Linked DNA regions of Homo sapiens: all the other regions are linked to region 3. A link is an interaction called in ENCODE POLR2A ChIA-PET data of the cell type or tissue named here. Cell type or tissue: GM12878. All regions are shown on one strand. Each heading gives the region's core, and the rest is flanking DNA. Links, peaks and the distances in the headings are about the cores only. Region 1 has its middle 28 kb from the start of MLLT3. Region 2 has its middle 15 kb from the start of MLLT3. Region 3 overlaps MLLT3 (MLLT3 super elongation complex subunit).

Region 1 (11,289 bases), core at 6,882-10,881, 65 kb before region 3:
CTAAATGCCCACAAGAGAAAGCAGGAAAGATCTAAAATTGACACCCTAACATCACAATTAAAAGAACTAGAAAGGCAAGAGCAAACACATTCAAAATCTAGCAGAAGGCAAGAAATAACTAAAATCAGAGCAGAACTGAAGGAAATAGAGACACAAAAAACCCTTCAAAAAAGTCATGACTCCAGGAGCTGGTTTTTTGAAAGGATCAACAAAATTGATAGACCGCTAGCAAGACTAATAAAGAAAAAAAGAGAGAAGAATTTAATAGACACAATAAAAAATGTCTTATCTCTTATGGCTATCTGTGATTAGTGATCTTTGATGTTACTCTTGCAATTGCATTGGTGCACCACAAACCACACCCTAGAAGACTTGAATTTAATTGAGAAATGTTGTGTGTGTCCTGATTGTTCCACGCTTCCACAGATCAGACATTCCCCCATCTCTCTCCCTTTGTTCAGGCCTCCTTATTCCCTGAGAAATAACAATATTGAAATTAGACCAATAACCCTAAGACTTCTAAACGTTCAAGTGAAAAGAAGAGTCACTCATCCCTCACTAGCAATCAAAAGCTAAAAACGATTAAGCATCTCAAAAGCCATGGTAGGCTGAAAGCTAGGCCTCTTGCATCAGTTAGCCAAATTGTGAATGCAAAGGGAAAGTTATTGAGGAAAATTAAAAAGAGCTACTCCAGTGAACACATGAATGCTAAGAAAGCAAAACAGCCTCGTTCCTGATACGGAGAAAGTTTTGGCGGTCAGGATATAAAATCAAACCAGCCACAGCATTCTCTAAAGCCAAAACCTAATCCAGAGCAAGGCTCTAACTCTCTTCAATTCTATGAAGGCTGAGACACATGAGGAAGGTGCAGAAGAAAATTTAGAAGCTAGCAGATTGGTTCATGAAGTTTAAAGAAGGAAGTCATCTTCAAAACATAAAAGTGCAAAGTGAAGCTGCAAGTGCTGATGTAAAAGTTGCAGCAAATTATCCAGATCTAGCTGAGATCACTGATGAAGGAGGAACACTAAACAACATATTTTCAGTGTAGATGAAACACCTTTCCATTGAAAGAATATGCCATCTAGAAATTTTATAGCTAAAGAGGAGAAGTCAGTGCCTTGCTTCAAAGCTTCAAAAGACAGGTTGACCCTCTTGTTAGGGGCTGATGGCTTTCATTTGAAACCAATGCATACTTACTATTCTGAAAATTTTAGGGCCCTTAAAAATGATGCTAAATCCATTCTGCCACTGTTTTATAAGTGAAATCACAAAGCCTGAATGACAGCACTTCTGTTTATAGCATGGTTTACCGAATATTTTAAGCCCCGTGTAAAGACTTACTGCTCAGGAAAAAAAAAAAAAAAAAGATTCCTTTCATCCTCACTGACAATGTACCTGGTTACACAAGAGCTGTGATGGAGATGTACAAGGAGATGAATGTTACTATTATGCCTGCTAACACGACATCTATTCCGCAGCCCACGGATCAAGAAGTAATTTCAGTTTTCAACTCTTTTATTATTACTATCGTTATTGTAAAGCTACAGCTGCCATAGATAGTAATTTGTCTGGTGGATCTCGGCAAAGTAAATTGAAAACCTTCTGGAAGGGGTTAACCATTATATATGCCATTAAGAACATTTGTGACTCATGGGAAGAGGTCAAAATATCAACATGAACAATTTAGAAAAAGTTGATTCCAACCTTCATGGGTGACTTTGAGGGGTTCAAGATTTCAGTAGAGGAAATCACTGCAGATGTGGCAGAAATAGCAAGATAACTATAATTAGAAGTGGAGCCTAGGGTCGGGTGGCTCACACCTGTAATCCCAGCACTTCGGGAGGCCGAGGTGGGCGGATCACGAGGTCAGGAGATCTAGACCATCCTGGCTAACACGGTGAAACCCCGTCTCTACTAAAAATACAAAAAATTATCCGGGCGTGATGGCACACGCCTGTAGTTCCAGCTACTCAGCAGGCTGAGGCAGGAGAATCGCTTGAACCCAGGAGGCGGAGGTTACAGTGAGCCGAGATCTTGCCACTGCACTCCAGCCTGGGCGACAGAGTGAGATTATGTCTCAAAAAAAAAAAAAAAAAAAAGAAAGTGGAGCCTAAAGATGACTGAACTGCTGTAATCTCATGATAGAACTGGAATAGATGAGGAGTTGCTTCTTATGGATGAGCAAAGAAAGCAGGGTTTGAGAGGATTGGCCCCAATTTCTAAAGAAGTTCTGCTGTGGGTAAAATGCTATCAAACAGCATCACATGCTACAGAGAAATCTTTTGCAAAAGAAAGAGTTAATTGATGCAGCAAACTTCATTGTTGTCTTGTTTTCAGATATTTCTGCAGCCACCCCAACCTTCAGCAACCACCACCCGGATCAGTCAGCAGCCATCAACGTTGAGGCAAGACCCTCCTCCAGCAAAAAGATTACAACTCAATGAAGACTCAGATGATTATTAGCATTTTTATTAGTAATATATTAATAAATATTGTGTTTTATTAATAGCAATAAAGTGTTTTTAATTAAGGTAAGTACTTTTTTTTAGACATAATACTGTTACAAACTCAATAGACTCCAGTATAATGTAAATATAACTTTTACATGCACTGGGAAAAAAAATTCTTGTAACTTGTTTTATTCTGATATTTATTGCAGTGATCTGGAACTGAACCTGTAATATGTCCAAGGTATGCTTCTAATCAGCCAAAATGATAAACCATCAGATTGAAAAAACTTCCAGAGTTAATATATTAAAAGGTAATAATGAATGAGAAATAATACTGTACCTTAGTAATCTTAACTCTTTTCTCTGTATACTTTTGTTTCTCAGCTAATGGTTCTATACTAGGGCACTGCAAAGTTAAAGGATTTTCTGAATACCAGAATTTTACTACTAATAGAGCCATTCTAGAATCTGGCCCTATCCATATTTTAGCCCATTGGCACATGATTTATCCATCTCTCTGTAATAATTTATCAATGCTATTACTAACAAATAGATTAGTAAAGGTTCTTGAAAGAACATAAGAAATATATAGTTCTTCTTTCACCCCACCAATAGTAATAATAACTGAATATAAAATGGTGAATTGTAATATAATTATATTTTATATATAATTATAAAAATAATTATATTTTATATATAATTATAAAAATAATTATATTTTATATATAATTATAAAAATAATTATATATATAATATTATATATTTTATATAAATATATATTATATATATAAAATATTATAATTATAACATAATTATAATATAATAATGGTGAATATAAAATATAACATGGCCATGTGCAATGATTCATGCCTGTAATCCCAAAAGTTTGGAAAGTCAAGGTGGGAGGATAGCTTGAAGCCGGGATTACACGATGAGCCTGGGCAACACAGTGAGATCTTCACATCTACAAAAAATAATAATTAAAAAAAATTATCTGGGTATAGTCCTATCTACTCCAGGCTGAGATGGGAGGATCACTTGAGCCCAGGAGTTCAAGGTTGCAGTGAGCTGGAATCATGCTACTGCACTCCAGCTTGGGAAACAGAGCAAGATCCTATCTTAAAAAAAAAATGGAGAGAGGTATGCCAAATGGATCATAACTAGTATATGTAAAATGGTGGTGAACAGGGCCTAGATGTATCTTTTATATATTCTTGGACCCCATAGCTGAAAACAGATGCAATATATTAAGTCAGTAAACTGCCGGCTGTAGCACCAGACACTTACATACAAGGTTTGACTAATCTTGGTCATCTGTTCAGGGAAGTACAGAACTGTGGTGTAACCATGTCTTCCCGTTTTTATCTCTTCAATGGGGGAGAGGTGGGATAGATGTGTCAGGCCAGATGCTGCTGGAACAAGAAGACAAGTGTCAGAGGGAGAGGGAGGCAGAGCTGAGACCAAGCGTGTCAGAGGGGTCGCCTGCTTTCCTGCCATTTGAAAACTCATTTCCTAAAGGACAGTTACACTGTGCAATGTAATAATATTTTATCACTAAAAAGACAAGGCAGCTCTACACTTACCAGTATGGAACAGGCTCCAAGTCATATTAAGTTGGGGAAGGGTAATGGGTGGAGAACAAAATGTAGTACAATGTATGTAATATGCTATCATATGTGTATATAATTAAATATATATTTATGTATGTATATGCTTACATACACGTAGAACATGTTTGGAAGAATATTGAAAATTTGGGAGCTGGGTATGGTGGCTCATGCCTGTAGTCCCAGTTACTCAGGAAGCTGAGGTAGGAGGATTGTTTAAGCCCAGGAGTTTGAGACCACCCTGGACAACATAGTGAAAGAAACCTCATCTCCATTATAAATAAAATAAATAAAATAAAATAAAATAAAATAAAACTTGCAAACCTTGGGGGAGGCAAACAACGTAGGGCTTCCATGTAAGGCCACACATGATGGAATTACAACCTTCCAGAGGCATCAATTACATAGGCTCTTGCTACTCAAAGGTGTGGTCTCCAGACCAGCAGCATCAGCATTACCTGAGAGTTTTTTGGAAATGCAGAATCTCAGCTTCTATCCCAGACTTACTGAATCATAATCTACCTTTAAAGAGGACTCTCAATTATTTTTTAATTGCATCAAATGTTGAGAAATACTGTTATAAATGCAAAGTGTATCGAGCCTTCTAGAGTTGTGCACTGCATAACCTTCATAACCAAGAGTAAAGGAAAGATCTGTGAGTAAAGGATGGGAAGAAGTCTCTTCACCATAGAGGCTTTTTTTTGTTTATTTTTTTGAGATGGAGTCTCGCTCTACTGCCCAGGCTGGAGTACAGTGGCACAATCCAGGCTCACTGCAAACTCCACCTCCCAGGTTCAAGTGATTCTCTTGCCTCAGCCTCCTGGGTAGCTGGGATTACAGGCATGTGCCAAAACACCTGGCTAATTTATAGAGCCTTTTTGCACTTTGTACATGTTGAGTCATGTGGTACAAAAAGAATTGTAAATATTGTAAGATAAACTAAAGCAAACAGCACTTTACAGCCTAAAGGGGATGACTTTAATAATTGAGAGTAGGCCAGGCACGGTGGCTCCCACCTGTAATTCCAATATTTTGGGTGGCCTAGACGTGAGGATAGTTTGAGGCCAGGAGTTCAAGACCAGCCTGGGCAACATGGCAAAGCTCCATCTCTACAAAAAATACAAAAATCAGCTGGGTGTGGTGGCACGTGTCTATACTCTCAGCTACTCAGGTTGAGGTGGGGAGCTGCGGGATGGTCAATGGGGGCTTAGGCAGGCGGATCACTTGAGCCTGGGAGATTGAGGCTGCAGTGAGCTACAGTTGTGCCACTGCACTCCAACCTGGGTGACAGAGTGACAGCCTGTCTCAAATAAATAAATAAATAAATAAATAAATAAATAAATAAATAAATAAATATTTGAGAGTAACTAATCATTATGGGATAAGACATTGATGAGGAAAGCCAGTCAATGACAAAGAGCATTTCAACTGAGCACAGTGGTGGTAGTTTTTGGAAGCCATAGAACTGTTTCATGCTTATATCTCAAAGAGATATTGGTTACATCGGGACATTAGTTTAACAACTTTTGAAGATAACTAAGTCTGGTATTGGAAAATCCACGTTATGTGTTTGAGTTCCCAAATGGGAGACTAATGCCTTAAGTGTGACTTCTGTTCTACCTCCCAGTCCTCCCACTTTCTGCCCTCCAGGACTTTTGTACTGTGCTGCCATTTATGAGGTAGCACCAAGCTCATATTTTGCTTCAGACAAAATCATTATTTAGGTTGCAGCCTTAGAGTTATTTTATCATTTCTATAATAAGCAAATAACTGCTGTATAAATGAGAAAATGGGGTAATGTTTTAAAATTTAATTATATTTACACTTTAGAATTATATACATTCACATGAAACAGAAAGTGTAAAAGGGGTACAAAGTAAGAAAGCTCTTCTCTATGGCTATAATCCAGTTATACTGTTTCCTTTTCTAGAGGCACCTAATATGAGTTTTTATGTATCTTTCTGAAGATAATTTATACATAAAACACAATTTACATTATTTTACATCCTGTGTTTAAACAAAAGATAGTATACTATACTTACCGCACCTTGCTTTTTCTGAATAACATTAGATCAGGGAGATCATCCTGTATCACATAAAGATGATCCCCATAGCTACTGTATCCCAATGTAGGGATACATTATTATGTATACACTCTATGGGTGAAATCTTTTGGTATTATAAACAATGCTATAATGAGTAATCTATTTCATACATGAGTGAATAAAGTCTCGGATAAATTCCCAGGAGGAAAGCTGTTGAGTTGCATTGTTAATTCTGTGAGATAATGGCAAATTGCCAACTTACACTCAACTAGGAATGTATGAGAACACACTGTCTAATCAAACCTTTATATCTTTGCTAATACAATAACTTTAAAATGATATTCCAGCCATTGGAATTTGCATTTCTGTTTTTGTGAATAAGACTGAGCATCATTTTATATATCTAAAGGTCCTTTCTTTCTTTCTCTTTTTCTTTCTTTCTTTCTTTCTTTCTTTCTTTCTTTCTTTCTTTCTTTCTTTCTTTCTTTCTTTCCTTCTGTCTCTCTCTCTCTCTCTTTCTTTCTTTTTTTGACAGAGTTTCACTCTTGTTGCCCAGTCTGGAGTGCAATGGCATAACCTTGGCTGACTGCAACTTATGCCTCCCAGGTTCAAGCAATTCTCCTGTCTCAGCCTCCCGAGTAGCTGGGATTACAGGCGTCTGCCACCACACCTGGCTAATTTTTTGTATTTTTAGTAGAGATGGGGTTTCACCATGTTGGCCAGGTTGGTCTCGAACTCCTAATATCAGGTGATCCACCCGCCTCGGCCTCCCAAAGTGCTGGGATTACAAGTGTGAGCCACCATGCCCAGCTTGGTCATTTTCTTACTGATTTTCAAATGCTCTCTCTGTATTAGAAAGACTAGCACCTGCCTATGTTATAACTAGCGAATATTTTTCCAAGTTTGTCATTTGTCTTTTGACTTTTTTGTTTATCTTGCAGAACTTTATTTTTATTTTTTATGCAATCAAATTTTTAAATCATTTCTGTTATGGCTTCTGAATGTTATGACATATTTAGAAATAGCTTTCCCATCCCCCAATTTTTTTAAAAGGAAGTCTTTAGAGCTTTCTTCTAGCTCTCTTATGTTTTCATTTATTTACATGTAAATATTTGAGCCAACTTGAATTTGTTTTGAGGTAAGTTAGGAGATACAGATCCAAATTTATTTTTCTTATATTTTCTAGATGTCTATTGGTAGTCCTAATAGTATTTTTATATAAATCATTTTTTTGCCACTGATTCAAAAGGCTGATTTTATAATTTACTAAATTCTGTTTCTGAATATTCTCATTTATTCCACTGATTCTTTTTAAGATATAAAAAAGCTAGTTGACCTTCACACTCTAGGCTTTTCCTACATTTTCCTAGATACTATTGCTTGTTATTTTTAAATATAAGCTTTAGAATTTGATTGGCTGAAATAAAAACATCTTGTCTTTTTATTGGATCAATCTGTGTGTGATAATGTCTTCCTGTTCAAGAATATGCTATGTCTTTCCATTTGTTCAAAGTTCTTTTGAGACTTTAGTTGCAGCTTAATGTTTTTGTTTTTTTTTCAAATAGATTTTCTACATTTTCATTGCTTTTGTAAATGGAATCTTTTTGTCCATTATATCTTCTAAACTAACAGTTAATACACGTTAATGAATTGACTATTCATTTCCGTATGCTAATTTTATACTTAGCCAACTTACTGAATTGTCTTATCATCTGTAGTAATTTTTCAGTTATCTCAAGTTTTTCAGAAATGCAATAGTAATATTTACAAATAATTATAATTTTGCCCTCTTCCTTTCCACTTTTTATACTTCTCATTTCTGTCTCCTTTCTTGTGATGGCTACTGTCTCCAAAATAGTGTCAAATAGAGGTGACAGATATTTTCACCTAGCTCCTGATTTTAATGGGACTTCTCCAGATGTTTCCCATTAACATGATGCTGGCTTTGGGGTTGAAATAGATGTATTTTATATACTATGACTATTCATTGTGCATCAAATTAAATTTAAATGACTAATGAAATCACTCAGGATCTCTTAGAGAGAGAGGGTACCTTGTTTGGTCCAAATTGGTAATATATGGCTGTTTATGACTTATCAAATACTTTTTACATGTATCAATTATCTCACTGGATCCCCACCGTAATCCTGAGTTAGATACCCATTCCAGCATTTTTTTCTAATTATTATGCCTTGTTCTGGCTTCTATCAGATCATTAGAAATGAAGTACAAATAATGAGAAAACATTCTTCCTTTGAAAGCACAACAAAGTGTTCAAGAATAGCAGAGATTTAAAAATAAACTATTTTATAGGACACAGTTTCTAGAGTATTAACAATATGTTCAGTGTCTCCTGTGGCCAAGAGATAGTTCAACCCCCCATTTTTCCTTGTAGCTAAATCAGTGAGTTCCTTATTACTAGAGGCTGAGCCTAAACACGCAAAGTGAGAGCTGGCCTGGAGGAAGAGATTTGAGAATCATCCATGGGCAGGTTATAATTGAAGCCATAGGATTAGATGAGATAATCCAGAATAATGTACTCTAGAAGGAGAAGATAAATAAATCAAAGATGGAAGCCTGGATAAAACCAATAACAAGGGTGAGTAAAAGAAAAAAGGTTCTAAAAAAGGGAATAAAAATGAACAGCAGGAGTTAAAGAGAGGAAAAAACACAAGAAAATTCATTACTAAAACAAAAGGAGAAGGGAATTTCAAGAAGTTGTCAACAGCATCAAAGTCTTCAGAGACTAAAATAATTCCAAGAGTTGAAAAGTATTCATTGTAATTAGCAAAAAGGTGATCACAGGCAAATTTGACAGCAACAATGTCAGTGGATGCCGTGGCTATTGTCTGCCCGGAATGCCTTTCTCTTCTACATCTGGCAACAAATCCTGCTTCTCTGTCCACAGGAGCAGGCACATGATTCAGGTTGTGCTAATTATAGCATCACATCTTCCTGGCTGTAGAGATAGGCAGCATTCAATAGTAGGCATATGGCTGGGCACAGTGGCTCATGCCTGTAATCCCAGCCTTTAAGAGGCTGAAGTGGATGAATAACTTGAGGTCAGGAGTTCGAGATCAGCCTGACCAACATGGTAAAACCCCTTCTCTACTAAAAATACAAAAAATTTAGCTGGGTGTGATGGCGTGCACCTGTGGTCCCGGCTACTTGGGAGGCCAAGGCAGGAGAATCATTTGAACCTGGGAACTGGAGGTTGCAGTGAGCCGAGATCACACCACTGCACTCCAGCCTTGGAGACATAGTGAGACTCTGTCTCATTAAAAAAAAAAAAAAAAAAAAAAAAAGAAGGCGTATGACCCAAGCTAGACCAATCTGAACATTTGCATGGAATTTTTCTGTCTGCAACTAATGAGAAAACATCTTTTTTTCCTTCTGAATGATGGAAATATCAGAATGAAGTAAATATACAGAGATATGTAGAGATGAAACATGAGCAATGGAGAGAGAGAGCAGGCGCATGCACTCCTGTGAAAGAGAAATATCTGCCCCACCTTTTTTTGAATCTTAATTCTATTCACTTAATTCTATGAGCTTCCTTAATGTCCTTCAAATAATTTCCGCTACTTCCCCCCTCTTTTTTTTAGTAACAAAAGAATTAAGATTAATAGATAGAAGTCAGATTGTAATTGGCTTAGAAATGAATGATATAAATACTTCAGAATAACCATAACAAGAAATGGACAGGAACTATATAAGTAAAACTACAAAATTTTACTTAAGGTCATAAAAGAAGACTTGAATAAATGGGAAGTCCTCACACGTTCCTGGGTAGCAATGACTATTATAAAGATGTCAGTTCTTCTCAAATTAATTTATAGGTTTAATGCAACTCCAATCAAAATCCAAATAGGATACCTTTTGGAGCTTGAAACGGTGATTCTACAGTTGATTAGCTTAAAAAAAAATAGAAAAGAGTGAGGAAATTAAAAAAAAAAAAAGGAAAATTGGTGAGGGGAAGAGTGAACAGCTATTAAGCATTCTCCCAGCTAAAAGGATGCAATTGGAGTGGCTCTGTAGCTCTCTCTCCTTGTCAAAGAGATCCTTGCCTCTGGGCACAGGGTCCATGGATATTCTCCCTTTTTCTTAAAGTAACTTAAATAAGTTTTTCTTTCTTTTAACCAAAAGAGTCCTAATTCAAGAACTTGCCCCATCAGACATTAAAACAGCACATAAAACACAGTATTACTAGTGTAAATGTTTATGAGCATATCTTTGAAACAAAATAAATAGCCAGAAATATATACTATCTCTTACTTATAAAACTGATGTAAATAATAAAGTTGACATCACATTGCAATATGTAAAGGAAAAATCATTCAATACGTTGGTTAACTGTGAAAACTTAAGTTAAATTGTCAACTTGCAATATATACTAAAATAAATTCCAGATATTAAATGTGAAAAGTGTTCACTGTAAGACAAACCAATGACTACTAAAACATGTGCCTGAAATATGGCAAAAGTTTGCCAAAGTGCAGGTTAAAAAACTAGGAGTTTATTTAGGGAACTATTTACTTGTTCTTGAGCTGAAGGAATAATTGTCTAAGTATAAAATCAATGGCCTAAACCACAAAGGAATCAACATCGGATATTTGACTACATGAAAAATTCGAGTCTACACAACAGAAGCCATCAAAACATGAAAGGTAAATTATAAAGTAGAAAAATATTTCAATATATCTGACAAAAAGCATGTAGTAGTTTAAATCAATAATGAAAACACTGAAACTTCAATGGAAAAAAGTACAATGTGCAGACAAATCTCAGAAGCAGAAATATAAATACCAATAAATATGTGAAACAATTCACTTTTACTGCTATAATACAAAAAGTTAACAATTTCAATGATATATCATTTTATTCTACTAGAAAAGTTATGAAAATACAAAATTTAAGGCTGGTGAGGTTGTTTCAAAAATAAGCATGATCGTACACTCCTATTAAGAGTCTAAACCAGTATGTATTTTTTAGAAAGCAATTTGGCAACATATCAAGAACTTTGTAAAAGATCCATATTCTTTGACCCAGATTCCCATTCTAGAACCTTTAAAGGCATAAAATGTATCCCCTTTTCTCAGAAGTGTACATATGCAAGAAGCATAAAGCTGACAGCCAGAGGGAAAGAAGGCAGTAGGAAGAAAGAGGTGGCATTAAGATTCTGGTTGT
Region 2 (11,289 bases), core at 630-4,629, 58 kb before region 3:
AAAATGACCTCACTATCATATTTGCATTCAACCCCATGGGAAGCAGCGACATGCTTCTTTCCTACAAAAGGCATAATTGAGAAAGTGAAAACATCATTTCTAATAAATCCCACAAATGAGAACCTAATCATATGGCCACAATTAGCTGCACAGAGGCTGGGAAATGTAGTCTATATTTGGGGAATCGTGTGCCCAGCTAAAGCTCTATTGTATAGAAAAACAGCACTTTCTAACACTAAGGTTTACTAAATATGTCTCATTACTTCAGATTTCTCTCCTGATGTTCACACCTAGTTATTCAACTGTTTACTGAGCATTTATTTATTCCACAAATATTTAACTGCGCTCCTGTGTTACCAGCCACACTAACAAAGATGCTTTTTCTATTTAGATGTTATTCAGAACCCTAACATGTCCAAAGCTGACCATTCCGCATTCCCTAAACTTTCCTCCTTCCTATCTAGGTTATTTGCACCATTATTCAACCAGCTGCCCAACTCAGAAGTGAAGGTGTCTCATACTTATATTCTTCCCTCTCTCATCCAAACTGTCACCAGGCCTAATCAAATCTACCACCTAAACAGATCTCCATTCTAGCCACTTTTCTCCACATACCTCCTTTTAACTGTCGTCTAGGACTCAGTCCTCTCTGTTTTTGAAATTGAAGTATAACATATGTACAGTAAATATGTGAAGTGTGCTAATATAAATGTAAAGTTTAATGGGTTTTACATATGTGCATACCCATTTAACCACCATCCAGATGAAGATACTTCTCAAGATTCTCTGTGTTCTTTCTCAATCAAGCACTATTTCTCCTGTTTAGATAGTTGTTTAAGCCTTTTCAATGGACACTGACCATCTTTCAGTTTCTTTATCTCTCTGTTTCTGACTGCCTGCTTGTCTCTCCACCTCTCTTTCTCTCTCTCTCTCTCTCCTGTGTGTGTGCGTGTGTGTGTGTGTGTGTGTGTGTATTTTTCCCTTGTCCCTGGGGCTTCATTTTACTTCTGTTCTCTCTCTTCCTTTTTGGCTGATAAATCCTTCTGTAACCCAGATCTCAGCTGAGATATCACCTTTATCAAGAAACCCTGTCAGTTGCTGGTATGGGGATTTGCCTAAATAACCTTGTTATGGTTATCTTAGCTTGGGAAAAGGAGAAATAAAACATGTTGAACATGTTTTGATGTAGAACATAGAATATATTTGTTTTGGGTAAACGAATTGGAGATAGTATTTTACTTGTAGGTGAGACCTGGTCACCAAAATATTTTCATTCCTAGTATTAGTTTAAACATTGCTGCTGTAAGTTAGCTATCACAGCAAATCAATAATATTTAAGTCATAGCTCCTTTCAGTGGATCTCACTAGTAAATAAGCCATTGAAAAGTATGACCATATTTATTTTTAGTGAACTAATGTTTTATAATATACATCTAGTAAAGTATACATAACTTAGTGAGTAGTCTGATGAATTCTGATGACTGTATACCTCTGGGTAACCAATATCCCAACTGGTTTCCAAAGTAGAACTTTTCCAGCACCCCAAATAATTCCTTTGTGCCTTTTTGGTCAATTCCTCTAAAATGCAGTTACTGTTCTAATTTCTACCACAATTCATTGGTTTCGCATGTGTTGGAATGCCATGTAAGTAGAATCAGATAGTATATGTATATTCATGTATTTTGCTTCTTTTGCTCAACATAACGTTTTTCAGATTCATTTATGTTGTTGCATATATGAGTAGTTCATTCTTATTTTATTACTGAACAGTATTCCAATGTAGTATATGTGGCACAATTTATCCATTTTACCAATTTTCATATTGGTGGACATACGGACTATTCCCTATTTTGGCCTATAACAAATAAATCTACTATGAACATTCTTACGTAAGTCTTTTTGTGAAGATATGTCTTTATGTTTCATAAACACCTAGAAGTTGAATCCAGATGGATCATAGAATAGGTATATTTTTATCTTTATTAGAAACTGTTAAACAGTTTATCAAAGATTGGTATTATTTTATACTCCAACTAGAAATGTATGCAAATTCTACTTGTTCCACATCCACATCAAAATCTAGTGTGTCAATCTTTTTAATGTTTGTCCTTTTAGAAGTGTGAAATGATTTCTCATTGCAGTTTTCACTTGCATTTCCCTAATGATTAAAAATGCTGAGCACCTTTTCTACATGTCTGTCCTGGAATCTTTAAAGTGTGGCTCTTGTTCTCATTCTTACAAAATGGTGCTGGAGCTCTAGCTGTCACTGCGCCGTAGGCAGAAGGAGGAACAAAGGGTCCAGATCTTACAGTCATGTATCTGCTGAGTCTTTCTCAGAAGCCTCACCCATGGGCTTCTCTTTCTATCTCATTGGTCAAAATTATGTCACATGCCTAACCAATCTGCCAGGAAGGCTGGGTAAAGCAATTTTTTAAGCAGATCTTCCAGGTTTCTATTACTGTGAAACAAACCAACTCAAAAGTTAATGGCTTAGAATGAAAATGTGTTTTTCTCACAAATAGGCCATTTGGGCAAAGCTTAGCAGAGACAGCTTGTCTCTGCTTCACTTGGCATCAGCCTAGAGGCAATTGTTGCTGGCTGCCGGCCAAGAAGACTCACACAGTTGGAACTGTGGTTAGAACACCTACACATGAGCTTTTCATGTGGGTTCTTGGATTCCCACACCACGATAGCTGAGTCCCAAGGGTGAGGGTCCCAAGAGAGACTGAGGTAGAAACCATATCGCCTTTTATGACCTGGAAGTCACACATTATCACTTGTGCTGTATTCTATTCATTGTGGAAAATACAAAGGTCTGCCTGGTTAAAGGGGAAGAGAAGTCGATTTTACAACTTGATCTGGGGGTGGCGAGGTATGGAAGAGCAAGTGGACCAAAATATTGCTGTGGGCTGGGCCCAGTGGCTCACGCCTATAATCCCAGCTCTTTGGGAGGCCGAGGCAGGTGGATCATTTGAGGTCAGGAATTTGAGACCAGCCTGGCCAACATGGTGAAACCCCGTCTCTACTGAAAAAATACAAAAATTAGCCAGATGTAGTGGCGCATGCCTGTAATCCCAACTACTTCAGGAGGCTGAGGCGGGAGAATAGCTTGAACCTGGGAGGCGGAGGTTGCAGTGAGCCGAGATCGTGCCACTGCACCCCAGCCTGAGCGACAAGACTGAGATTCCATCTCAAAAACAAAAAAAACAAAAAACAAAATATTACTGTGGCCATTTTGGGGAAATACAATCTGCTACAATTGGGCATGTTGCTTACCCCTAACTAAGCTGGGATTCTCTTCACAAGAAAGATGTGGCGAATAAATATTGGGTAGGCAAGCTGAGTTTCTGTCATGTTCTTTACACATATAACATTATAATTGTTTGCTTTCCACTAGACTGTAAACTCCATAAAGACAGCAGCCAGATTTGTCCATCTGTCTTTATTAATTATTGGTTCCTTAGGGCCTAAGGAAAAAAAAATAGGCATTCAAGAAATATTTCTCAATGAACAAGTATTAAACTAAATAAAACCATATATAGAATATCAGTTTTAGAAAATAAACTGTGATGAAACATTAGGAAAGAATGTAAAAATTGAAATTTTAAGTCAATAACCTGCCAGCCTGGAGCTGGGAGCTGTGGCTCACACCTGTAATCTCAGCACTTTGGGAGGCTGGGACAGGTAGATCGCTTGAGCTCAGGAGTTTGGGACCAGCCTGGGCAACGTGGCAAAACCCTGTCTTTACAAAAAATACAAAAATTTGTCAGGTGTGGTGGTGCATGGCTGTAGTCCCAGCTACTCAGGAGGCTGAGTTGGGAGGATCACTTGAGCCCAGGAGGTTGACGCTGCAGTGAGCCATGATTATGTCACTGTACATCAGCCTGGGTGACATAGTGAGACCCTATGACAATAAATAAGTAAATAAATAAATAAAAACCTATCAGGCTGGGCAACATAGTAAGACCCTATCTCTACAAAAATCTTTTTAAAAAATTAGCTGAGTGTGGTGGCATGCACCTGCAGTGGCAGCTATTTGGGAGGCTGAGGTGGGAGGATCACTTGAGCCCAGGAGTTCAAGGCTGCAGTGAGCCATGATCACAGCACTGCATTCCAGCCTGGGGGATAGAGTGAGATTGTCTCTAAAAAAAAGTCAATAACCTGCAGAAAGCCCAATAAACATATATGCTAAGGATTAAAACAAATCTCATTCTACTTTTTAAAATAAAAAACAAAATAAAGTGCTATTTAGTGAGGCAATCAGAGACCAAAAGCCAGTCCTTATGACTTTTCTATACATTACTTTACATTGGTTTAGAATATCCAGCCATTGACCATTATTTGCTATTGTTGGAGACAGTTTGGAAAATGCATGCTCCCTGATCCTTACTGGATCAGTATTGAGGTCAAGAATTTGTTCATTCTGTGAACTATCTCTTCTTCATCCTTAAGTACATTTTTAGCTTACATAGTTTAAAATCTTTATTTTCTCTTTTTATTTATTTATTGATTTATTTATTATTTATTTATTGCTTTTTAGTTTTAGAGACAAGGTCTCATTCAGTTACCCAGGCTGGAGTGCAGTGGCACTATCATAGCCCACTGTAACCTCAAACTCCTGGACTCAAGCAATCCTCCCACTTCAGCTTCCCGAGTACCTGGGACTACACGTGCACACCACCATGCCCAGCTAATTAAAAGAAAAAAAATTCCTTGTAGAGACGGGGTTTCTCTGTGTTTCCCAGGGCGGTCTCTAATTTCTGGCCTCAAGCAATCTTTCCACCTCAGCCTCCCAAACTGCTGAGATTATAGACATTAGCCACTGCACCCAGCCTTAACATTTTTTGACTTATGTTGTTTCATATATTTAAATATTTTCATCGTTTTCATTGGTTTCATATTCCCTTTTGAAGAGCTCTTCAATGTTTTGTTTTTCTTTTTCTGGTCCATTTAATAACTAGTTTGCCAGTAACCATGGCTTTGCATGGCACGTTCCTGAGGACTGTGACAAATATTCTCATACTGTGATCTGATTATATCATACCTCTGCTCAAATTTTTTCAGTGGTTTCTTGTCAGGCATAGAAAACTCTTAATCTGTTGAGCATGAACAGAATACCCTTTCTGAGGAGATTCCTCATCTCCCAACACTTTCCTTCAGTCAGACCTTAGAATAAGTATAGCTACTGAGCTTGCCATACCTTCTCCTTTCTCAGTGCCCCCCCACCCCCACCCTTCCTAGTGTCTTTCCAGGCTGAAGGAAGAATATCTGTTAAATGTTTGCTCCCAATTTCATTCTCATCCTTGTGACACCCTCTCCTCATCCTTGTGATAAACTCTTACCCTCCAGTATCATCTCAAGTGTTAATGCCTCAGTTATTCTTTCTCTAAGCTCCCATCTCAGATTGGGTGCATTTTCCTTGTCTTGTATTTGAATATGCAAATCTCAATTAGGCTTTTTTTTTTTTTTTTTTTTTTTTTACTTTCTCACAGCAAGTAGTTCTACACAAAATCTAGGTGGAAGAAACCAAGCACAATCATTTATTTAAATAGTATTTATTGTTTCTTCCTCTCTCTATGTCTTTTTATAGGAGAAGCGAGATATGAATTGGGGGGAGAGGAATCCTACTCTGTTGTTGGCTCTTTTTTTACCTACTATTGGCCAAAGAAGAAGACAGGTGGAGAGTAGTGATGCTCCTCCTGGAATGCCAAGGTGGAAGAGAAAAGCAAGTGATTTGAGAGGTGATTGCATAAGCTTAGACTCAAAGGCCCTGCTGATATATTTCCTATCTTTTACTTGCATCCTTCACCACATGAAGGAGGTTTTAGGGTATTTTTCACATCTGCCCATGGGACAACCCAGCCATTTTCTCTGTCCTCTGGGCTCCCTGCCTTGACAGAGTCTTCTTAGTGTGGTGCTGTCACAACAAGGCTGTTACTGTGATTGAAAGGAAAAGGCCAAAAGACACAGACAACGGAAGTTTATTTAATAGCCATGAATATATAAATGTACAGAAACAGTCAGACAAAGCAGAAAACAACATAAAGTACTCCCAGTTGGATTTACAGACTTTTCAAGTTCGCCACTGGGTCCTACTTAGGAAGAGTGAGTCATCTTCTAAGCCATTTTATCAGAGGATTTCCAATCCCCCTGCTCCTCCCTCTGCCTTTCTGAAGATTCTGCAATTGCCTTGCAGCTCTCCAGCTGCAAGCAACTGATGCAAATCAACCCTAGTACATTCCAGAGTGTTTATTGGGAGACTAGGTGAGTTGAAGGTGAATTTCTACTTGTAGCGTCTATAAGTAGAGCATCTTGTAGCAGGCCCAGATTTCAGGGTTGCTTTTGTTTGGTCCATTTCTACACATGGTGTTTCTATATTTACTAGAGTTATCCCTGCACTGTTATAAGAGAGAAAACATGTTAATAGCCTGGAGTATGGAATTAGATTGCCAGGGTTTGAATTTTAGGATGACCAACCATGCTGGTTGTGCTGGGACTGAGGAGTTCTATAAGGATGCAGGACTTGTCAGTACTAAAACAAGGACAGTGGTCACCCCAGAACATTGCTACTTACTAGCTCAGGTCTCAAATGGAAGTAAAAGTATTCCAGCATTATGGAGGTATTGTTGGAATAAGAGTTAATATTTGTAAAGTGCTTACAACAGTGTCTGACATATATAAGTGTGTGTTAAATCAAAAACTTATGGAAGACACGGTTTTTTTCTGGGCATAATCGCATTGTCCAAGCAATGTTTTTAATTTTTGCCATTATCTTAGGGGTTTACAAAAGTGAATTCTTATTTATCTACACATTTATATGTATATACTGTTTAAGTGAGTTTTTACCATCTAATTTTCACATAAAACAATACATACTCAAAATAACTTCACCATAGTAATGTTGAACTACAAAATAGCATGACTAAAAAGTGATGTGGATAGTAAAGGAGGATGTCCAATTGTGAACGAGTTCCTCCAAACCCTGCACCTCTTTCCTTTCTGCTCTTACTCTACCTTGATCAGAGCCCTGTTTAACAATGACTGTATTGTATTGGAATTATATGTCTGTTGCCACCAGAGAGGGTATGCAAAAGCAGAGCCTGTGTTGCAGCTGACAGTGTGGAGGGAAAAGAGATCTTGGGCCGGTGGCTATTAATTACTGGAAACTTTCACCAGAAGTGAAAGACTCAATGAATGTCAGACCCTCACCCATCAGATTAGCCATCCCTCCTTCAAAGCAGGGGTATGGGCAGTCCTAGAGAAGGCAAGAAGTATTCAGGCCATGTTCTATGGAAATGAGAAAGCTTTGGATCACAGATGTATCTCCCAGCCTACAACCTTTTGACTAAAAGCCTCCTACTTTAAAATATTTGTTAATAGTCTGAAGCTTTAAAAAAAAAAAAGTTTTTGAATCCCTTGTGGTTCAAATCCAGAGCAGTTCTTTTGACAAGAAATGAATGCTATGTGAACATAAATATTTTTAAATACCAAGACCTTTAGGTTTTCTTTGAACCTCATGAAAAGGACTCACAGACCTCCAATACTTCTTAAAAATCCTCTCTTCTTCTCCCATTGGCTAGTCTATTCAGCTAGGCAGCCTTATCTCTCATAGCCCACTTTCACTTTCCCCACCCCAACCCTCTTTCACCCTTAAGCCTAGAAGTCTTTGGGACTTTGTTCCTATTCTTTTTCCTACACCTCTGAGTTCTTTATTGTGTAAGAAATCATAATTTATTTAATTTATTTGCTAAATTATTGCCGTCTAATATTCTTAAATTCTAAATCTGTGATGTCCTTCCAACATGCTAGCACCATCTTAGCTATTGAGCCCTTGAAAGGTGGCTAATCCTATTGGAGATACACTGTGGCAACCTAAAATCAGTGAGAGACCAACTCTACAAAGCAAAGAGTTCATTCAGGAGTAGCAAGGGATTGCAATGAGGGATACATGTGCTATGAAAAACATAGGTGCATCCAAGAGAATTGGGGCAAAGGGGAAGCTTTTAAAGGCAAAATAAATGTCCATATAAGTCATTTTGAAACAAAGACCATTGATTACAGGGTCGTGTTGCTGGAGTTGTTAGCTTATTGGTGGAAATAGCCATTGTTAGGCAAGGGTCCTTGTGAAATCAGGTTACTGCAGTTTCGAGGAATTCCTTGCATAGTTCCCATTATAGGCATACATGTGTGAGGACCCCTCCTTCACGGCATCCCCGCTCCATTAAGTTAGGGTTTTATATTAGTGACTCCATTTTCATACTGATAACTTTCACAACTGCAAGTATATACACACTGAATTTCAAAGGCAGAATGAAAAGGAATGTAAAAGATAGCAATAATAATTTTTAAATTAATTTCAATTGAAATGATATTTTGGTTATATTGGGTTAAACAAAATACATTATTAAAACTAATTTTATCATCTTGCTTTTTAAAAATATGGCTACTAGAACATCTAAAATTATATACGTGCCTCACATTATATTACCTTTGAACAACACTGTTCTAGATTGGGTCAGCAAACTTTTCCCATAAAGGCCAGATACTGACAAAGATTTTTTGCTTGGCCAAACTTTAGTCAGTCTGCTGAACCTTCTCCTAGGCCCATTTGTGCACTTCCTAATTAAACTCAGTTTTAGCAAGAACCCCTACCCTTGGAATCTGACCATCTCAATATCTGATCAGGCTTCTCATCCTCCACCATCCTCCAGGTGATGTCTGGTCACCCTGGCCTGCCTTCAACAAAAATCCTGTTAGGTCGGTTTAGCCAGACTCACTTTTGCCCCTGATGTTTCCTCTTAGTGATTTCCATCCAACCACACCCTGCTCCTCGACTACGAATTTCCACTTGCCCATGTATCTGGAGTTGAACCCAGTTTCCGCCTCCACTGCCAGGCTCTGTTGTAGTGGTTCCTGTACCTGTCTCAATGATGCTGAGTAAAGTCTTCCTTATTGTGCTTTAATAGGTATCATTGAATAATTTTTTTTCTTTGAAAAGGATAAGCATTTTAGGCTTTGTGGGCCATGTGGTCTCTGTCGCAACCACTCTATTCTATCCTTGTAGCACAAAAGCAGCCATAGATATATGAAAACTAACGACCTTTGTTATGTTTCAATAAAACTTTATTTATAGGCTCTGAAATATGAATTTTAAAATAATTTTCACTTGTCATGAAATATCCTTTTAAAAATTGTATTCAACTATTCAAAGATGTAAAAGTTTTTCTTTAACAGACTTAGAGTCTGACTCGACTTCCTGGCCACAGTTCGCCCACCATACATTACCCACATCTGTTCTATATCAACAACAGGACCCTAAGGATGAGATTATCTTCACTACCACAGAAAGGGCCTCAAGAGCTGGGCTGCTTGAGTAAATGAGTAAATTGGGGAAATCAGAACTGTGGACAACTAGAGGAGGAGTACCTAGTCTAAGGGGGTAGCCTGAACTCCGCTTCAGCTGAGTCTTCTGGATAGGTAAGCCCTGGGTGGCCAGATTTCTGATTTACTTTTTCCCCAGGAGAAGCAGGGAATTCGAATTTTTATGTAACATTTTCCAAACTTGACATATTATCCACTACCTTAAACAAATAAATAAGCCAAAAATTTTGTTCAGTTCAAACACTATAGGATATAGGTTCAATTCAGTTCTCCAGCCACCACCTCATATCCTTTGTCTTAGCCATGGAATTTTATTCATAAACACATTTCTTTTAAACCTTGCAGATAAAGGCGACTGGTGTTTTACATGTTTATGTGTCTTGCCAGAATAATTTTAGGTAATTTCAGCGTGACATAATTTTGCAATTACTACTTCATGTTCTCAAAGATAATTTTGTGTCATGTAGAGACTTTTTTACTTAGTAAACAATCATAGTCTATAACTAATTCTCTCCCTCCCCCTTCTTGTATATGTCCTCCATTTATTATGGTTTTATTCTTTGCAAAACACATTCTTTTCTAAAAATGGCTTTTAAGTGACTAGTAGATGAGAACTTTCATGACTCAAAAAGGCCAGGCTTTTAGTTTTATTATCTGAGAGAGAATGAGTACTTAGAAAACTATATGTATTCACTGAAAGAAAAAGCAAACAAACATGAAAACTGATTTTGGGGTTCTAAAAATATTGTTGTTTTTACCTTTGACTTAACAGCTACTTTGGGCCATCTTTATTCTTAAGTTAAATACATTTTCTACTATTAGCTTAATGAAAAATTATTTTGAAATGATTTTTTTTCTATTTCTACAATAGAGTAAGATGGCTCAAAATTGTTATTTTGGGCAAGTCTGCTATTCCTGAACTCTGCCAGTTGGAGACAACCTCTCGTGTCAAAGAACTTCCTTTTTGAGACATGTGCTTGGCTCAGAATTACTTCTGCTCCCCAGTTTTGCCAAGTGGGCTTGCTTATACCCGAGAGTTCAATCATTTTATCTTTGACATTAAGGAGAAGTTTAGCCAATATATATTTAGGTCAATATTTTAAAAGGAAAAAAATGCTAAGACTGATTTAATGCCATTTTGTAGCATTTTTCATTTATCTGCTTGTAAGTTCAATGAACTCGTCTCCAAACATGTAAAATTAAATCATAAAGCCTCAGCAATTACCTTCAGATCTAATTTTTCAGAATTTCAACCCATGAAACACAAAGCAGCGTTTCAAAACAACCAATATGATAAAATACTGGAGTGGAGGGGAAAAGAATGAAGCTAAAGACTCCTGCTATGGTAAAACCAGAATCAGGAATGTTCTGATTTATCCCAACTGGAAAAATGAGGATTGGTGTACCTTAACCTTGACAAAATTCATTAGTAATGACAGAATCCTGTGTAATGACAAATGCCCTTGCTTCTCCATTTCTAAATTGTTATTAAATTCAAACTGTGCCTATATTATTTTATTCATATTGTTTCTCATTATTTAATGAGTAGACTTATGCTAGGAAACAGATCAAAACTCAAAAACTAAGTACTTGCAAGTTTTTCAACATTGCCTTTTAACAGATTTTCTTATTTCTCTACATACTTTGAAGTCTTTCTTACCTGTGCCTTTTTACTTCTTTTTTTTTCTAGAGATGGAGTCTTACTACGTTGCCCAGGCTGTCCTCGAACTCCTGGGTTCAAGGGATCCTCCTGCCTCAGCCTCCTGAGTAGTTGGGAATAGTTCCAAAACTATTGGAAATAGAGGCATGAGCCACGGTACCCAGCCTTTTCTTACATTTATCTCTTTCCTTTAACCAATATGGCTCCATCCAAATTAACTTTCTGTTGAATTCTATTTCAAGTTGCAG
Region 3 (4,000 bases), core at 1-4,000:
GAACCTTGAACTTGAGAGAGATGATTTAGGATATCTGGCAGAAAAAATTTCTAAGCAGCAAAGTATTCAAGAGATGAGTTGGGTGCTGTTAAAAGCATTTAGTTTTAAAAGGGAAGCAGAGCATAGAAGTTTCAAAAATTTGCAGCCTGATAATGTGATAGAAAAGAAAACCCCATTTTCTGGGGAGAAATTCAAGCCCTCTACAGAAATTTGCATAAGTAGCAAGGAGCCTAATGTTAATCCCCAAGACCATGGGGAAAATGTCTTCAGGCCATGTTAGAGACCTTCATGGCAGCGCCTTCCATCACATGCCCAGAGTCCCAGGAAGAAAAAGTGGTTTTGTGGGCTGGGCCCAGGGTCCCCATGCTGTGTGCAGCATAGGGACTTGGTGTCCTGTGTCCCAGCTGCTCCAGCCATGGCTGAAAGGGAACAACGTACATCTTGGTGTCTGGCTTCAGAGGGTGGAAGCCCCAAGACTTGGCAGCTTCCATGTGATGTTGAGCCTGTGGGTGCAACAGAAGTCAAGGATTGAGGTTTGGGAACCTCTGCCTAGATTGCAGAAGATGTATGGAAATGCCAGATGCCCAGGGAAAAATTTGCTGCAGGGGTGGGACCCTCATGGAGAACCTCTGCTAAGGGCAGTGTGGAAGAGAAATGTGGGGTCGGAGCCCCCACACAGAGTCCCTACTGGGGCACTGCATAGTGGAACTGTGAGAAGAAGGCTACTGTCCTCCAGACCCCAGAATGGTAGATCCACCGACTGCTTGCACAGTGCTCCTGGAAAAGCCACAGACACTTAACACTAGCCCATGAAAGCAGCAGAGAGGGAGGCTGTACCCTGCAAAGCCACAGGGGCAGAGTTGTCCAAGACCACGAACCCACCTCTTGGTATCAGCACGATCTCTATGTGAGACCTGGAGTCAAAGGAGATCATTTTGGAGCTTTAAAATTTGAATGCATGGGCCCTGTAACTCCTTTGTTTGGCCAGTTTCTCCCATTTGGAATGGTTGTATTTACCCAATGTCTGTACTCCCATTGTATCTAGGAAGTGACTAGCTTGCTTTTGATTTTACAGGCTTATAGGTAGAAGGGACTTGCCTTTTCTCACATGAGACTTTGGACTGTGGACTTTTGGGTTAGTGCTGAAATGAGTTAAGACTTTGGGGGAGTATTGGGAAGGCATGGTTGGTTTTAAAATGTGAGAACATGAGATTTTGAGGGGCCAGGGGTGGAATGATATAGTTTGACTGTGCCCCCACCCAAATCTCAATTTGAATTGTATTTCCCAGAATTTCCATGTGTTGTAGGAGGGACCCAGGGGGAAGTAATTGAATCATGGAGGCCGGTCTTTCCTGTGTTATTCTCACGATAGTATGTCTCACAAGATCTGATGGGTTTATCAGGGGTTTCTGCTTTTGCTTCTTCCTCATTTTTCTCTTGCTGCTGCCATGTAAGAAGTGTGTTTCACCTCCTATCATGATTCTGAGGCCTCCGCAGCCATATGGAACTGTAAGTCCAATTAAACCTCTTTTTCTTCCCAGCAGCATGAAATGGGTATGTCTTTATCAGCAGGGTGAAACAGGACTGATACAAGTGCATATTGCCAATTGAAAGAAGCCAATCTGAAAAGCCTACATATTATATGACTTCAATTTTATAACATTCTGAAAAAGGTAAAACTATGAAAACAATAAAAAGTTCAGTGGTTGCTGGGGGTTTGGTGGGGAGGAAGGAAGGGACGAATAGGTAGAACATGGTGGGATTTTTAGGGCAGTGAAACTACTTTTTTTGATACTGTTATGAGTGGTTACATGACGTTATACATTTGTCAAAACCCATAGAACTTCCGTACAACAGAGAGAGAAAACCCTAATGTAAGGGATGGACTTTAGTTAATAGTGTGTCAATGTTGGTTTATCAGTTGTAGCAAATGTACCACCCCAATGCAAGATGTTAATAATAGGGGAAAATGAGAGCCAGGTAGAGTGGGGAGAGGGAATATGTAAGAACTCTCTGTACTTTCTGCTTAATTTTTCTGAAACCTAAAACTGCTTTAAAAAGTACAGCTTATTGGTTTTTTAAAAGAGTATTTTGGATTCACCTTAGTTTTGTAAGGAGAATAATTTAATATAAAAAATTAAAAATATTTTTCATTGCGGCTGGATTGAGCATCAGATATAGAACTTTGTTCTGTGGTTTCAAAAATAGGAGAGAAAAGGTTAGGCTCTTTTAAACCTGAGAGAGGGTTGCTCTCCTTAAATAGTGATATAGAGCCTTAAATGCATTTCTGTTGTTGTTGTTGATCACTTAGAGAAATAGCCAGAGGTAATGGTATTCCTCTTACCAAATTGAAGGATTAGCTCTGTAGAAATGTTGAATTTTAAATGTTTTCCTTGTACCTGATAGAATTGCATAGTGTTCCTGCATCTTATATGAGAGGTAGTTTAAGGTGCTTCATCAACTGTGGATGGAATCCTCAAAGTCCAGTCTCTGATTGGCTGCCAGGGGCCTAAACAGGTTGAATATTTTAATCAACTATACAGGAGTCAACCATCCCAAGAGTTAAAGAATTGCATAGATCCTTTAGTTTAAGGGAAAAAAAATTCCAAGTGAATTTCTGGTGTGAATTAGGGAAGACTTATTTACGTTGCCCTTTAAGTCATTAAAGTGGCCTCTTAGAACTCCTGATTTAATGAAAAGATAAAAATGTTTTGTAATTAGCAGATCAAAGTACTGCTGTGGATGGTGTTTACATTGTCAGTATGTAAATTAAATTTCTAAAGGGAAAGAAAGAATTTGTTTAACACCTCTTTAATTTTGTTTATGTAATTTCTTGCTTAAAAATCTCTTCCCACTCCCACTTACCATAAATGATCCTAAAATAAACACTAACTTACCACTCTCACCTGTGTATCAAAGAACTTGAGAAACAGCAATGTCTGAATTGTTGAACTTTGCTATATTTAAGACAGATTGAGTTTATCCTCCAAAAAGAAACATGGTCTTGAAAGGTTCGTTCAGCAGTCCTAAACTATAAATGAATCCACTGATAAATGGAATTTAAAGAAGCACCAAAATAAACGGGTGTGTTCATAGTCATTTTGTATTGGAATTTGGCAATATCCTTTTGTACAAATTACCAAATGCAGTGTAGCTTGGCATGCATTGCTTGTTTGGAATATAATGTAGGTTTAAAAACAAAATATGTTGACAGAGGCTTTTCTGTTCAGGTGGTTAGGCAGGTTAGCCCTGTGTAAATTGTTGTAGTTCTGGTTCAGTTCCTCTGAACTGGAGGGAGGGGTGCTCTCCTTACACATTGCTGTGTATGATTAGAATGCTACGTCTAATACAGTAAATATTTTATACAAAAATGAATTTTGACTGCTTTATTTCAAGGCTTTACCTCTAGCCATGTTTGTGAAGGAGTGTGTGAAGAAAACATTGATAAGCCATGCCTATGTGAAAGGAAAACTATATTATATTTCAAGTCATTCCATCCCTAGTCACTTTTTGATTAGCAGCCTTGGTCTTCTTCAGGACTAACCATTATAGGCAGAGTGTGCACAGGTTCCAGATAAAACTGCTCAAAGCAAATGGATTAAAAAAACTGTCCAAGAGAGTCTAAGAACTTGTTTTATGAAGAGTCTTGGCTCTCCAATGGTGAGTCCCAGTCTGAATTTATTCAAGACTGAAAGAAGTTGGAGCATGTCTGTGCAAGGGTATTTTTCAAGAGATTTTCTCTAAGAAATCGAGCTTAAAAAAAAAAAAGTCAAGTTAACTAACGTAACATGCAAAGTGTTAGATGGGACTCTTATCACTGTCTAGTTACAGCAATGGAAATTATTATTAATTTCCATAAATGGAGAGAAGGGATTTAACCTTTCTGTTTTGTTTTAAGAGTTAATGCTAATTAAATGCTCCCAAGGAAGAAAGAGTAAAGTAGTGGATAGCATTTGCATTTATGACCATTAGCATGGCTGGGGTTGTGCCTGTGTGAATG

Evidence for each region. ChIA-PET counts read pairs that join two places held together with the same protein. Peaks named below come from ENCODE experiments on the same cell type or tissue, not always from the same donor. Only the 100,000 strongest peaks of a DNase experiment are listed, where the experiment ranks them.
Region 1: POLR2A ChIA-PET joins it to region 3 with 6 read pairs; 2 of 35 experiments call an interaction of 5 or more read pairs at or near these places.
Region 2: POLR2A ChIA-PET joins it to region 3 with 5 read pairs; 2 of 35 experiments call an interaction of 5 or more read pairs at or near these places.

Annotation. Positions count from the first base shown.
Region 1 is chr9:20,644,627-20,655,915 of GRCh38, reverse strand. It overlaps a transcript of FOCAD not described here. Among named protein-coding and RNA genes, the nearest start is that of MLLT3, 28 kb to the right of the region's middle. In GM12878, for the core only: no CTCF peak of the experiment used is centred there; no DNase peak of the experiment used is centred there.
Region 2 is chr9:20,631,952-20,643,240 of GRCh38, reverse strand. No RefSeq gene overlaps it. Among named protein-coding and RNA genes, the nearest start is that of MLLT3, 15 kb to the right of the region's middle. In GM12878, for the core only: no CTCF peak of the experiment used is centred there; a DNase peak (open chromatin) is centred at 2,630; H3K27ac peaks cover 1,320 bases.
Region 3 is chr9:20,580,130-20,584,129 of GRCh38, reverse strand. The region is part of intron 2 of MLLT3 (MLLT3 super elongation complex subunit); the gene reads left to right. Among named protein-coding and RNA genes, the nearest start is that of MLLT3, 40 kb to the left of the region's middle. In GM12878, for the core only: no CTCF peak of the experiment used is centred there; a DNase peak (open chromatin) is centred at 1,789; H3K27ac peaks cover 399 bases.